2 separate regions of the Homo sapiens genome follow, and region 1 is linked to region 2. A link is a contact called in ENCODE Hi-C or POLR2A ChIA-PET data. All regions are on one chromosome and are shown on one strand. The core of a region is the stretch at or near the end of the contact, and the rest is flanking DNA. Distances in the headings are between cores, read along the strand shown. Region 1 overlaps SH3PXD2B (SH3 and PX domains 2B). Region 2 holds the start of UBTD2 (ubiquitin domain containing 2).

Region 1 (5,512 bases), core at 655-3,154, 120 kb before region 2:
ACCTCACATGGCTACCAGGCAGCACACCAGCTGCTGTGCAGCGTTTAATGCAATTATGCCTAGTCTCTGTTCCCAAGGCAGTCAGTCTCCATCCCTCCAAATTCTTACCAAAGAATACTATCACGGCTTCAGCTCAAAGAGAGGGGTTACCCAAACCAGTGTTACTGCTTCAAGTATAATAATAGCTCCCTACTGTGGGCCAGTCACTCAGTGCTTTACTTTCATTACCTCGTTTGCTCCTCAGAGCAGCCCTGCGGCATAGGCATTACTGCACCCATTTCACAGATGAGGAAAATTGAGGCTCAGGGAACCTATGGGCGCTTGCACAGATGGCAGAACTGGAATTCAGACACAGGTATGGCTGGCTCCAAAATTTGTGCCTGGAGTCAGACAACCTGGGTTCCAATCCCAGCATGCCCCCCTCACCAACTCTGTCACCCTGGGTAGATGACTTCATTTGCAAATTGGAGATAATGATGGTACTAAAATGATGAAGTTGTTATGATGATTCTGTAAATGCCTGGCAGGTCACTAACAGCTATCAAGCACTTACTATGATGATTTTTATGTACTGAAAATCAGCAATCTGACAATCACCCTAAGTCACAGATATTTAGAGCTGGACGGGCCCTTTAGATCCTTTTTCAAGGCCAGGCATGGTGGCTCACACCTGTAATCCTAGCACTTTGGGAAGCCAAGGTGAGTGGATTATCTGAGGCTAGGAGTTTGAGACCAGGCTGGCCAACATGGCAAAACCCCTTCTCTACTAAAAATATAAAAATTAGCTGGGCGTGGTGGCGGGCACCTATAATCCCAGCTACTTGGGAGGCTGAGGCTTGAACCCGGGCAGTGGAGGTTGCAGTGAGCTGAGATTGCACCACTTCAGCCTGGGTGAAAGAGTGAAACTCTATCTCAAAAAAAAATATATATATATATATCTTTTTTCAGCAAAGGGAACAGGTCTAGAGATTGGGGGGACTCCCTGGGTCACACAAGTGCCAGTCTCCCAACCCCCTAGTCCAGAACATAGTGGGTTCTTCAGGTATTAATGTCACTGAATGGGTTTAGAGACAGGGCGCATGTGTTTGCCAGGCCTCCTCCACTGGGAGAATCCTTTACCTAAAAAAGCTAACATTTGTAGTTTCTCCACTGGCAAAGTGTACAACCATGCTGGAATTTTCTTTCCTGCTGGAGAAAACCCCGCTGGCCAGCTGCGGCAGCCAAATGTCAGCGCTCCAAAGCGTGTGCTTCAGAGTCAAACAGACTAGCCTGTGACCTCAAGCAAGCGACATCCCCCTCTGAGCCTCAGTTTCCACATCTGTTAAAAACGGGACAGTGAGCCCTGCTTCACAAGGTCCAGTTCCTGGCACATAGTAGATTATTGGTAAAGGCAGAAACAGGGTCCTGGGACATGCCTTTGGAATCTCTTGGTTTCACATGTTAGAGTCCTCCTTAAATGACCATTCTGGATATTCAAGGTAAACTGGACTCCAAATGTAGCTTTTTTACATCAAGAAAGGAAAGGAAGGCAGTGAGTTCTAACTCTTTACTGGATAAAAGGCAAACTCAGCTCTGGAAAACTACCCAAGACAGAGAAGAACTTGAGCCGACCCTCTCCCAAGCTCTTAAAAGCTTTCATGGTTACGTAATCCATCTCCACCAAAGAATTAATGAAAATGCCGTTCCCAGGGACTTGGTCCCTTCTCAAGGCACCCACTTGTGGCTTGGAGAGGTCCTGCTGGACCCCAGGACCCCGCTGGGCCCCAGGACCCCGGACCACCCCTTCTGAGCCACCTCTTAGCTTTTCCTCAAGGCCGAGGGTGAGGCCAAGGCAGGGAAGCACGAAAGAAGCGCCCCCTCTCCTAGGGGTCAGTTTTCTGCCAAGACTGCCGCGTCAGCAGAACAAAAGCAAGTCTCATGTTAGCACAAAGGCGGGGGAGGGGAGAGCAGCCTGCACAGTTTTCCATCCCAGGAGGAGCTGGGGAAGCCAACTTGGCAGAGGATGCTGCCTGAAAAATAGGAATTACAGTCTGGCCTTCCTCCACAGTGGAAAACAAAAGCCGACCATTCCCACCAAAGGCTGTGCTCGCCTCTGAACACCCTTTCCACTCCAGGAAGGCAATCGGCTCACCCTCCTTCCCTGAGATGCACACAGAAACACCTCATGTCAGGCACAGGCCGGGGCCGCTGCCCATGGCACCTCACCAGGGAGGCCCTGGCCAAGGAGGTGCTGGCTCCCATGCCTACCACTGGCCTCACGGTTCTGCCCCACAGCCAGGGCCTGAGCCACAACTCGGGCTCTGCTGTGGGTAAATGACAAATTGGCCTGCTGGAGGCAGGTTTAAGAAAGCTGGGAGTTGAGGAAAGAACGTGCACTCTGAATTGCAGAGTGCATGAATCATCTAAAGTCTAAAGTAATTGCCCCTTTGCAAGCACCTACTAAGGGCCACCCCGGTGCTGGGTGTCATGGAGACAGCTTCTAAGAGCTAGGGGCTGCTGTCCCATTTCACAGATGAGGAGACTGAGGCTCCGGGAGGTAAATGCCTTCCCCAAAATTCCCCCTATTGGGGGAACCCACCCCCGATAATTCAATGTGGGTCCTTTTCTATTTTCCCTAAGTGTCGGCTGGTCTGAGAAATAAAGGGAAAGAGTACAGAAGAGAGAAATTTTAAAGCTGGTGTCTGGGGGAGACATCACATGTCGGCAGGTTCCGTGATGCCCTGCAAGCCGCAAAACCAGCAAGTTTTTATTAGTGATTTTCAAAAGGGGAGGGAGTGTACGAATAGGGTGTGGGTCACAGAGATCACATGCTTCACAAGGTAATAAAATATCACAAGGCAAATGGAGTCAGGGTGAGATCACAGGACCGGGGCAAAATTTAAATTGCTAATGAAGTTTCGGGCATGCATTGTCATTGATAACACCTTATCAGGAGACAGGGTTTGAGAGCAGACAACGGTCTGACCAAAATTTATGAGGCAGGAATTTCCTCATCCTAATAAGCCTGGGAGTGCTACAGGAGACTGGGGCTTATTTCATCCCTTACATACAACCATAAAAGACAAGACGTTCCCAGAGTGGCCATTTCAGATACCTCCCCCTAGGAATGCATTCTCTTTCTCAGGGCTGTTCCTTGCTGAGAAAAAGAATTCAGCGATATTTCTCCTATTTGCTTTTGAAAGAAGAGAAATATGGCTCTGTTCCGCCCAGCTCTCAGGCAGCCAGACCTAATGGTTATCTCCCTTGTTCCCTCAACATTGCTGTTATCCTGTTCTTTTTTCAAGGTGCCCAGATTTCATGTTGTTTAAACAATTTGTGCAGTTAACGCAATCATCACAGGGTCCTGAGGCGACATACATCCTCAGCTTACGAAGATGATGGGGTTAAGAGATTAAAGTAAAGACAGGCATAGGAAATCAGAAGAATATTGATTGGGGAAGTGATACATGTCCCTGAAATCTTCATGGACATTTGTTGTTCTGTATGTTCAGAGATTGCAGTAAAGACAGGCGTAAGAAATTATAAAAGTATTAATTTGGGGAACTAATAAATGTCCATGAAATCTTCACAATTTATGTTCTTCTGCCACGGCTTCAGCTGGTCCCTTCGTTCGGGGTCCCTGACTTCCTACAACATCTCTCCCTTTCTTTTTATATAAATGTGCCATGGCGATGAAGGCTTGTTCGTTCTCTCAATTTTGATGCCGGATTCTTTGACTGGTCCGGCACACTAAAGATAAGCCAATTAAACAGAGAAACATAATTCTAAGATTTACTACAGTGGAGCCCCCAATAGACTTAATCCAAGTCGTGGGGTTTAATCCAGAAGATTTTCTGCCACCTGATCTAACGCCTCAGCTCCAGGCACAATGGATAAATGAGCTTGAGAGGCTTCAAAAATTTGTTTCTTTAATTTAGTTATGTCCAATGATAAATTATCTTCCCTACCTAGAAGGTGTCCTTTGACCATTTCCCATGAATGATCAGTCTCATTGTAGGAATACGGGGTGATACAGAAATCCGAAGTATTCCAATCACACTGCATTTGAATGTGATGTTCGAGACTCACCACCCAATCTCCAAGCCAAATAACAGACTGTCTTAAATCATTAATTTGATTAGCCAATTTTTGATCAATGCCTTGTTGAGAATTCCACATTTGGGTGGAATTGGCTTGCCAATCGTTAACAAAATGAGCCGTTTGAATAGATTGATGTAACGCCATTCCAGCAGTGGTGGCCAGTGCAGTGACTATAATTAGGCCTATGATCACAGCGCTTAAAGTGAAAACAAATCTCTTAGATCTTTTTAGAATTTGCTGTAACACTTCATTAATTAAATGTATTGAGGGGGAGGATTCCCAAGGTCTGGGCAAAGTTACCAGAATGCAGATTCCTTCTCGAGCCCGAACCAACATTACACTTTCCCTGGAGTCAAAATGGGAGTTAATACAAGTGTATAAATGACAATTAATGCATTGGACAGTTTGATTGTTCGTCCAAATTTTGATATTTCCTACTAACAGCATGTAAGGAAGCTTAACACAACTCTGTGTGGGAACAGTCAGGTTGGAGGTAAGTAAAGCAGAATGTCTGGATCTATGGTGATACTGAGAGAGGGGGACGGTAGTGGGGACAACAGACAGAATAGTTTTCCCTTCCCATACTTGCAGTCCAGACATGGCAAGAGCCAATTTCCAAAGTTCTGGGTGTTCTGGGCTCAGAATGGGGAGTATCATATGAGGCCTCAGGGGGGTAATGCCTTTATCTTCCCATTTTAAGGGAAAGAACAAGCTGAACCTCCTATGCAAAGTAGAATGATGATTCTCGTTCTCCCGATAAGAAATAAAATAAGTAGCCTCCAGGCATTCCCTTCTGCCAGAGGAGCAATTGTTTTTTAAATAGCCCTTTGGTGCCCAGTCTATTACTAAACCATATGAGTCATTTTTTAATATTACTGCATGTGAGTTAACACAGTCTTCTGAGATTAAAGTTTTAGATGGGCCCTCAAAATTTTTAGGGCATGGTTTTCCTCAGGTTTATATTGAAAGTATGGGGTATCTCCCAGTACTCCCCCTTTCATTTGTTTCAAAGGAGAAAGGGAGAGGCCGGAGACCAAATGTCCCGGTTCCTCTGTAGCTGATCTCTCTGGAAGATAAGTAGCCCAGACTTGAGTTTCTAGATGGATACAACCAGGTGCATGTTCAAGGCACAGAGGGGGGTATTTATCACCCGTGGTAACATTAAATGCAGTTCCTTCTTCTCCTGGTTGAGCAGGGCAACAGTCATCTGTAGCTCCAGGCATCCACACACTATCATTAGTGTAGATTTCTGCAGGAACATCTATCCAGGTGAGAGGTCGAATAAGTGCAGGAAAAGGCACATAAGCCCAATAAGAATAATTTTGTGTAGCAGGTAAATCAGTGTGAGAGGAAACTGGTGAGACAGAAAGTATAAGGAGGAGAATAATTAAATAAAACCCAGTGTAAGCGAGATTGAGTGCTGAAGGAGGAA
Region 2 (6,259 bases), core at 2,659-5,158:
AGGCAGGAGAATCGCTTGAACCCAGGAGGCAGAGGTGGCAGTGAGCTCAGATTGTGCCACTGCACTCCAGCCTGTGCAACAACAAGACTACGTCTCAAAAAAAAAAAAGACAAATACGTGAGGTGATGGATTTGTTAATTAGCCTAGTCATTCCACATTGTAAACATGTATCTAAACATCACACTGTGACCTCATAATACAGTTATTTGTCAATTAAAAATAAACTGGTGAAATACATGGTATATGAATATCTTAATAAAGATACTATAAAACAGTAGAAAAGCACATGTGCACACACACACACACACACACAAAGAAGGAATTGTTTTGATAGAAAGTGCTATGCAGTCAGTTTTTTTTTTTTGGAGTCAGTCTTGCTCTGTGGCCCAGGCTAAAGTGCAGTGGTGCTATCTCGGCTCACTGCAACCTCTGCCTCCCAGGTTCAAGTGATTCTCCTGCCTCAGCCTTCCGAGTAGCTGGGATTACAGGCACACGCCACCATGCCCAGCTAATTTTTGAATTTTTAGTAGAAACGGGGTTTCACCACGTTGGTCAACCTGGTCTCAAACTCCTGACCACAGGCGGTCTGCCCGCCTCAGCCTCCCAAAGTGTTGGGATTATAGGCCGAAGCCACTGTGCCTGCCTGCAGTAAATTTAGATAGATGATGCTAGACATGAAATAAAGAGTTGATGAAAAGCCCCACAGAGTTTGGAGCATTATTTTTGGCCCAATTTTACAGGTGAGGAAACTGAACTCCACATAAACTTTTTTTTTTTTTTTTTTTTAGATGGAGTCTCACTCTATCGCCCAGGTTGGAGTGCAGTGGCAAGATCTCAGCTCACTACAACCTCCGCCCTCCGGGTTCAAGCTATTCTTCTGCCTCAAACTCCCAAGTAGCTGGGACTACAGGTGCGAGCCACCACGCCTGGCTAATTTTTTTTTTTTTTTTTTTTTTTTTGAGATGGAGTCTCGCTCTGTTGCCCAGGCTGGAGTGCAGTGGCGCGATCTCTGCTCACTACAAGCTCCGCCTTCCGGGTTCACGCCATTCTCCTGCCTCAGCCTCCTGAGTAGCTGGGACTACAGGCGCCTGCCACCACGCCCGGCTAATTTTTTGTATTTTTAGTAGAGACGGGGTTTCACCATGTTAGCCAGGATGGTCTCGATCTCCTGACCTTGTGATCCGCCTGCCTCAGCCTCCCAAAATGCTGGGATTACAGGCATGAGGCACCACGCCCAGCCTAATTTTTGTATTTTTAATAGAGATGGGATTTCACCATATTGGCCAGGCTGGCCTCCAACTCCTGACCTCGTGATCCGCCCGCCTCGGCCTCCCAGAGTGCTAGGATTACAGGCATGAACCACCGTGCCCGGCCAAACTTTCTTTTTTCTTTTTTTGAGACAGGGTCTCGCTCTGTCACCCACACTGGAGTGCAGTGGCGCGATCACAGCTTACTGTAGCCTCCACCTCTCTGGATTCAGGTAATTCTCCCACCTCAGCCCCCTGAGTAGCTGGGACTACAGGCGCTCACCACCACGCCCCGCTAATTTTTAAAATTTTTTCGTAGAGACAGGGTCTCCCTATGTTGCTCAGGCTGGTCTGAAACAGCTGGGCTCAAGTGAGCTTCCCACCTCAGCCTCCCAAGGTGCTGGGATCACAGGCGTGAGCCACCATGTCTGGCAGAAACTTCAGACCATATAGCTAGTACACGATGAAAGCCAGATTCCAATCCAGGAAGTTAATCGCCAAGCTGGGGCCCTGACTGCGACACTACTCTGCCTCCTGGGAAATGTGTCTCTAAGATAAAGGCAGGGTGGAGAACATCTATTGCTGAGAATCTCTCCCCGAGATTGCTCTCTCTTCCTAGTGCCAACTCCTCAGTGCTCATCGGAGAGCCCTCATCATTTGGGTGCCTACCATCTGTTTAATAGACATCGTGGAAGTCTTGGTTTCTGCAATTTCTAGAGTGAAATTCAGGACAAAGCAATCTCTTTGCAAATATTCGGCATGCAGCTTCTCTTCTTCAGGGAAGTGATGAAGTGATGTGTCTGCCAACGTGTATAGTTAGTTGAAAATGATCAGACAGAAGGCTTTGTGACACAGCCCCTGATGTCAGAGCAACCTCTGAAAACTCATAATAACATCGATGGCATAAGCTCTTTTTGGAATGTTCAGGACCACAACTGAGGACAATACTAATTCTTCAGGATGAGTTTAATATAGCAGATTTCTATATCTCACGACATTTCTGTGTTTTAACCTAAGTGTAGGTTTTGCTTGTCTACTGTCTTTTTATCAAATGAATACAGAGATCTAAATCTTTGTATAATAGCTTGATCTATTTCTGTGAGCTAGATTTCCAGATGTGGAATAATCCCGAGTCAAAGGATATGAACATTTTTAAGGCTCTTGATCTGCATTGCCAAATTGCTTTGCAAAAAAGATTGAACCAATTTACACTCCCACCAGCAATGTATGAGAATATATTTAAATGCAAATCCCAAGCTGCAGAGCATCTCTTTCTTAGGTATTTCAACTTAAAAAATTTTTTTTCGTGCTAAGCAAAAGCTGACCCAGGATGTTAAAAAAAGAAAGTCTGATATAAAAATGGAGCAGATAGTTAAAACAGCTTCTTAGGCAGAAATAAGCTTTAGAAAGTCCCAAGCAGGATGATAACAATTTTAAGGCATCATAGCACGAAGCACAATTCTAAAGGGACCATTAACAATTTGGCTGAGATTGGAAAAGTAACCGCCAAGAATGTTGGGCGTGGTCAATGTCCCAAATTCTAGATTCGAAAAGGCAGGGTGTTTCACTCATTTACACTTCACTTTGGCCTAAGGACGATTTAAGATACCCAAAGGCAGGATCTTGATAAGTAGTATTGTTTGAATCATTAATCCCGTGAAAATGAAAGAAACCCACGCCCCCTGAACTAAGGTCAGCGTTTATCTCTTCTTTCCAGGCGTTCCATCAGGACGCCTCGCCTCTAATCTCAGTTTGGTTTGCCACAACCACTGCCTCCACCCCTAATAATGGGGCCCCATGATTTTAGGGAAGACGGGGGTGGGCAGGCAAGAGGAAGCCCAGATTCGGGGTACCAACCCACGGAGCGCCATACAAATTCAAAGGGCGCTGGGACCTCAACGTTCGGCCAGGACACTCTCCCCCGAGCCCCCGTTATTTGGGAAACCGCCCCGTCCCCGCCTGCGAGTCTTCCACGACTACTTCTCGGTTCCCCCGTGCGACCCGCTTCCACCAGCAAGAAGGAGCCGACGGCCGAGGAGCCAGGAACTCGATTTCGCCCCTTCCCACTCCTCTTTTCTCACTTTTGTTCGGCTTTTTCCTGCTTTCCCTCCCTTCTTCCCTCTCCTTTCTTCTTCCCGTCCTCCCTCTCTCCTCCTCCCCTCGCCTCCAGTCCTCCCCCCGCCTGCAGTCCTCCCCCCACCTAGCCCCCTGCGTCCCCTCCCCCGCCTCACCCTCGCCCCGCTCCGCTCGCAGCCCCGCCCGCAGCCAATCAGAGCGCGGCCTCCGGTGGCCCCGCCCTTCTCCGGCGATTCCGGGCGGGCCGGGCCGAGCCCAGGCCGTGGGTGCGGAGGGCGGCGCCGCGGGCCGGGGGCCGATGGGTCCTGGCGGACGCGAGGCGCCGGCGCGGGGCTCGCCTGGACTCGGGTGTGCGGGGCTGTGAGGGGGCGAGGCGGGCGCTGCGGCCCGCCCGGGATGGGCCAGCCCTGGCCTGGCGGGGCTGAGCCGAAGGCGAGGGCGGCGCGCGGGCCAGGCCTGCCGGGCGGGCGGCCCGGGGGTTGAGGTAGAAGTGGGCGCGGAGGAAGGGGCCGAGCCAAGGCGGTGGGTGGAGCGGCGAGGGGGGCGGAGGCTGGGCCGCGGCGGGCGAGCGGAGCGGCGCGCCTGTCCGGAGCTCGGCGGTGGCGCCGGAGGAGGCTGCAGCGGCGGCGGCGGCGGGCCCGGACGAGCGTCCGGAGGTGGCGGACGAGGCGCCGGGGGCCCCCATGGGCGGGTGTGTGGGCGCCCAGCACGACTCCTCGGGCAGCCTCAACGAGAACTCGGAGGGCACCGGAGGTAGGTGAGCGCCAGGGGGCAGCCTCGGCCCCCCATTGTTCCCGGCCAGGCCCGGCCACCTGTCCCGACCCCCGCGGGCCGCGCCGGGCCCCCGCGCCCCTTTGTCATCCCCTCTTCCACGTCATTCCCCGCGCTCCGCTTCCGGCTGTCCTGCCAGCCGCGGGGGTCGCCCCTTCCCGCCCCAGCCCTGAAGAAAAGTCCTCTGAGCGCCGGGGACGTAGCCCTTGGCCTCGCCGACCGCCCCGCTCGGCTCGGGGAAGTCGGACCCGAAGCTGCCCTTCTGGCCACCTCACTCCCTCTCCAGGCCGTTTAATTATTGAGGATCAGGATGGCGGCGCCGGGGTTGCAGAAAAGCGAATTGATGGCGGGGGGAGGGAGCTTGATGCGTTCCCTCCGACGGGCCCCGCCACATCTTTCCGCACCCTTCCTTGTTCTGTGGAGTTGGCTGGTCTCAGCTTTCCTGAGTTTCAGATGACAGCTGCCCCGGTTGGTTCCAGATTGGCCATTTAAACCTGCGAGTTTCTGGAGCTCGGCTGGAGGAGTCTCCAGTGGCCGCAGGCATTGTATTAAGGAGGGGTGGGGAAACGGTCTTCCCGGGTAAAACGTGGCTCCTAGCTAGAGCTTGGGGGTGTTAGGCCGGTGTGCTGTCGGGGTGGGCTAATCACATTCCCATCTGTCTTACGTAGAAGGAAAATATGTAGGATAAAAGTACAAGTGCAGTTGGACCCTGACTTACCCCACCCAGTAAGATCAGTACTTTAAAAGTTTTCTAACACGGGAACGCACTCCTACTTTATAGTAAAAGCGTGCTGAGGATAGGTATTTTAATTCAATCAGTAGTAGTTGTAGTATGGCAGTATAATAATAAAATTAGTTCTATCTTTATTTAAGTGACCTTTGGTTACGTCCATTCTGTAGAATATTTTAGTGATAAACAGCCTTTAGGCAAAGATGACAGCGTTGGTTTGATTTGTGACCTAATGTTAGCTGCCTTAAAATGTGCATGTCTGTAAATTTTTAAATTGTTTGGGTATGGGAGGGTTTACAACTTTTTCGTAGCATACTAACATTTAGACCAGTTGCTTGCCCTGTCACTTAAGCTCTCTTCACAAACCATGTACACCTAAGTTTTTTGGCTAATGGATTTCCTGAATTCCATGATGGTTAGCCATGCCACTTTATTAAAATCTGTGGGTATCCTGTATGACTAAATCCTGGGTAAATAACTTGAGAACTCAGTGGAAGTTGTCTTGAAAAAGTCCATGAAAATGCTACTTTATAGTGTATTTTATGTCGTAGCATTATTACTGGCATATTGAGATCCTCAGTGACAACAAAGCAGGAAGATAAAAAGGGCACGATTTAAAACAGCCTTGGGTTAAGGTGAAATTGAAGGATCAAAATGAATCTTCCTCTAATTGTGTTGATCATTAATGATTCTGAAATATATTAGTATTTGTTATCGCTAGTGTTTAGTTTTAATTAAATTTTTTTCACACTCATTTTAATATTGTCATAAGCATTTTGCTCTTCTCCGTAATGTATGTGGATTAATTTATTTAAGCCTTTTGGTAGTGTGACTTATGACCAGACAGGCATTATTAATATGGGCTTTAAAAAGCGTGAAATCTTAGCTTTGGGTAATTTATTACCGGTGGTATCCAGTTAGATAGCTATAGTATCAGTTTCTTTGAGGACTGAGTTCTCTGGACCGTAAGCTCTGCTGTACATGAAGTTTAGAAAAAGGAACATTAACCACCAAACGTCTTTATTTTCTTTTGGAGAGAGGACATGGGCCCTGATGTAACTGGGGTCAGGGAAGAGGCTCTTGTACTAAAAGGATTATTTCTGGAATTTGATTATGGACGCTTTTATTCTCCATTATTGTCATGATAATTAAGAGTTAATTGTGGTTTAGTGAAATTAACTCAGGTGTGTTGCAGGTTAACATATAAAAAAAATTATTGCTTAATAAGTAGATTGTTGGGAAGGGAAAGACTTTTTCCTAAGGGTGTTGGCACAGATCCCTAGCTTTTCAAACATACTGTGGTAGTGAGTTAGGTTTGGGGGATGTGTGGAGGGCTTGGTTTGGTTTCTCGAGACAGGTTCTTGCTTTATCGCCCAAGCTGGAGTGCAGTGCCAGATCACAGCTCACTGCAGCCTTGACCTCCCAGGTACAAGTG

The links. Hi-C counts contacts between places; a loop is a spot of excess contacts on that map. ChIA-PET counts read pairs that join two places held with the same protein, here RNA polymerase II (POLR2A). Pooled maps may share reads with other maps.
Region 1: a pooled map shows a loop between it and region 2 (2.6-fold over the local background). The contact joins the enhancer-like site here to the promoter of UBTD2 in region 2. A Hi-C loop is called at or near these places in 1 of 168 maps with a recorded cell type or tissue (ascending aorta) and 11 of 50 pooled maps. POLR2A ChIA-PET finds 5 or more read pairs at or near these places in 2 of 52 experiments (MCF 10A and RWPE1).

Annotation. Positions count from the first base shown.
Region 1 is chr5:172,399,728-172,405,239 of GRCh38, reverse strand. All of the region lies in intron 3 of SH3PXD2B (SH3 and PX domains 2B), which reads left to right. Among named protein-coding and RNA genes, the nearest start is that of SH3PXD2B, 52 kb to the left of the region's middle. Within about 2 kb of position 1,904, at least 18 of the 41 ENCODE cell types and tissues checked have a DNase peak (open chromatin) inside an H3K27ac peak, as active enhancers do; they include ascending aorta, where a contact is called at or near this core.
Region 2 is chr5:172,281,413-172,287,671 of GRCh38, reverse strand. UBTD2 (ubiquitin domain containing 2) reads left to right here and starts at 3,908. Exons shown (of 3, transcript NM_152277.3): 1 at 3,908-4,076. The coding sequence starts at 4,007. It overlaps LOC100288254 (a long non-coding RNA gene), which reads right to left and starts at 2,075. Exons shown (of 2, transcript NR_130933.1): 1 at 1,917-2,075. RefSeq lists enhancers at 2,631-3,230, 3,231-3,831 and a silencer at 3,406-4,315.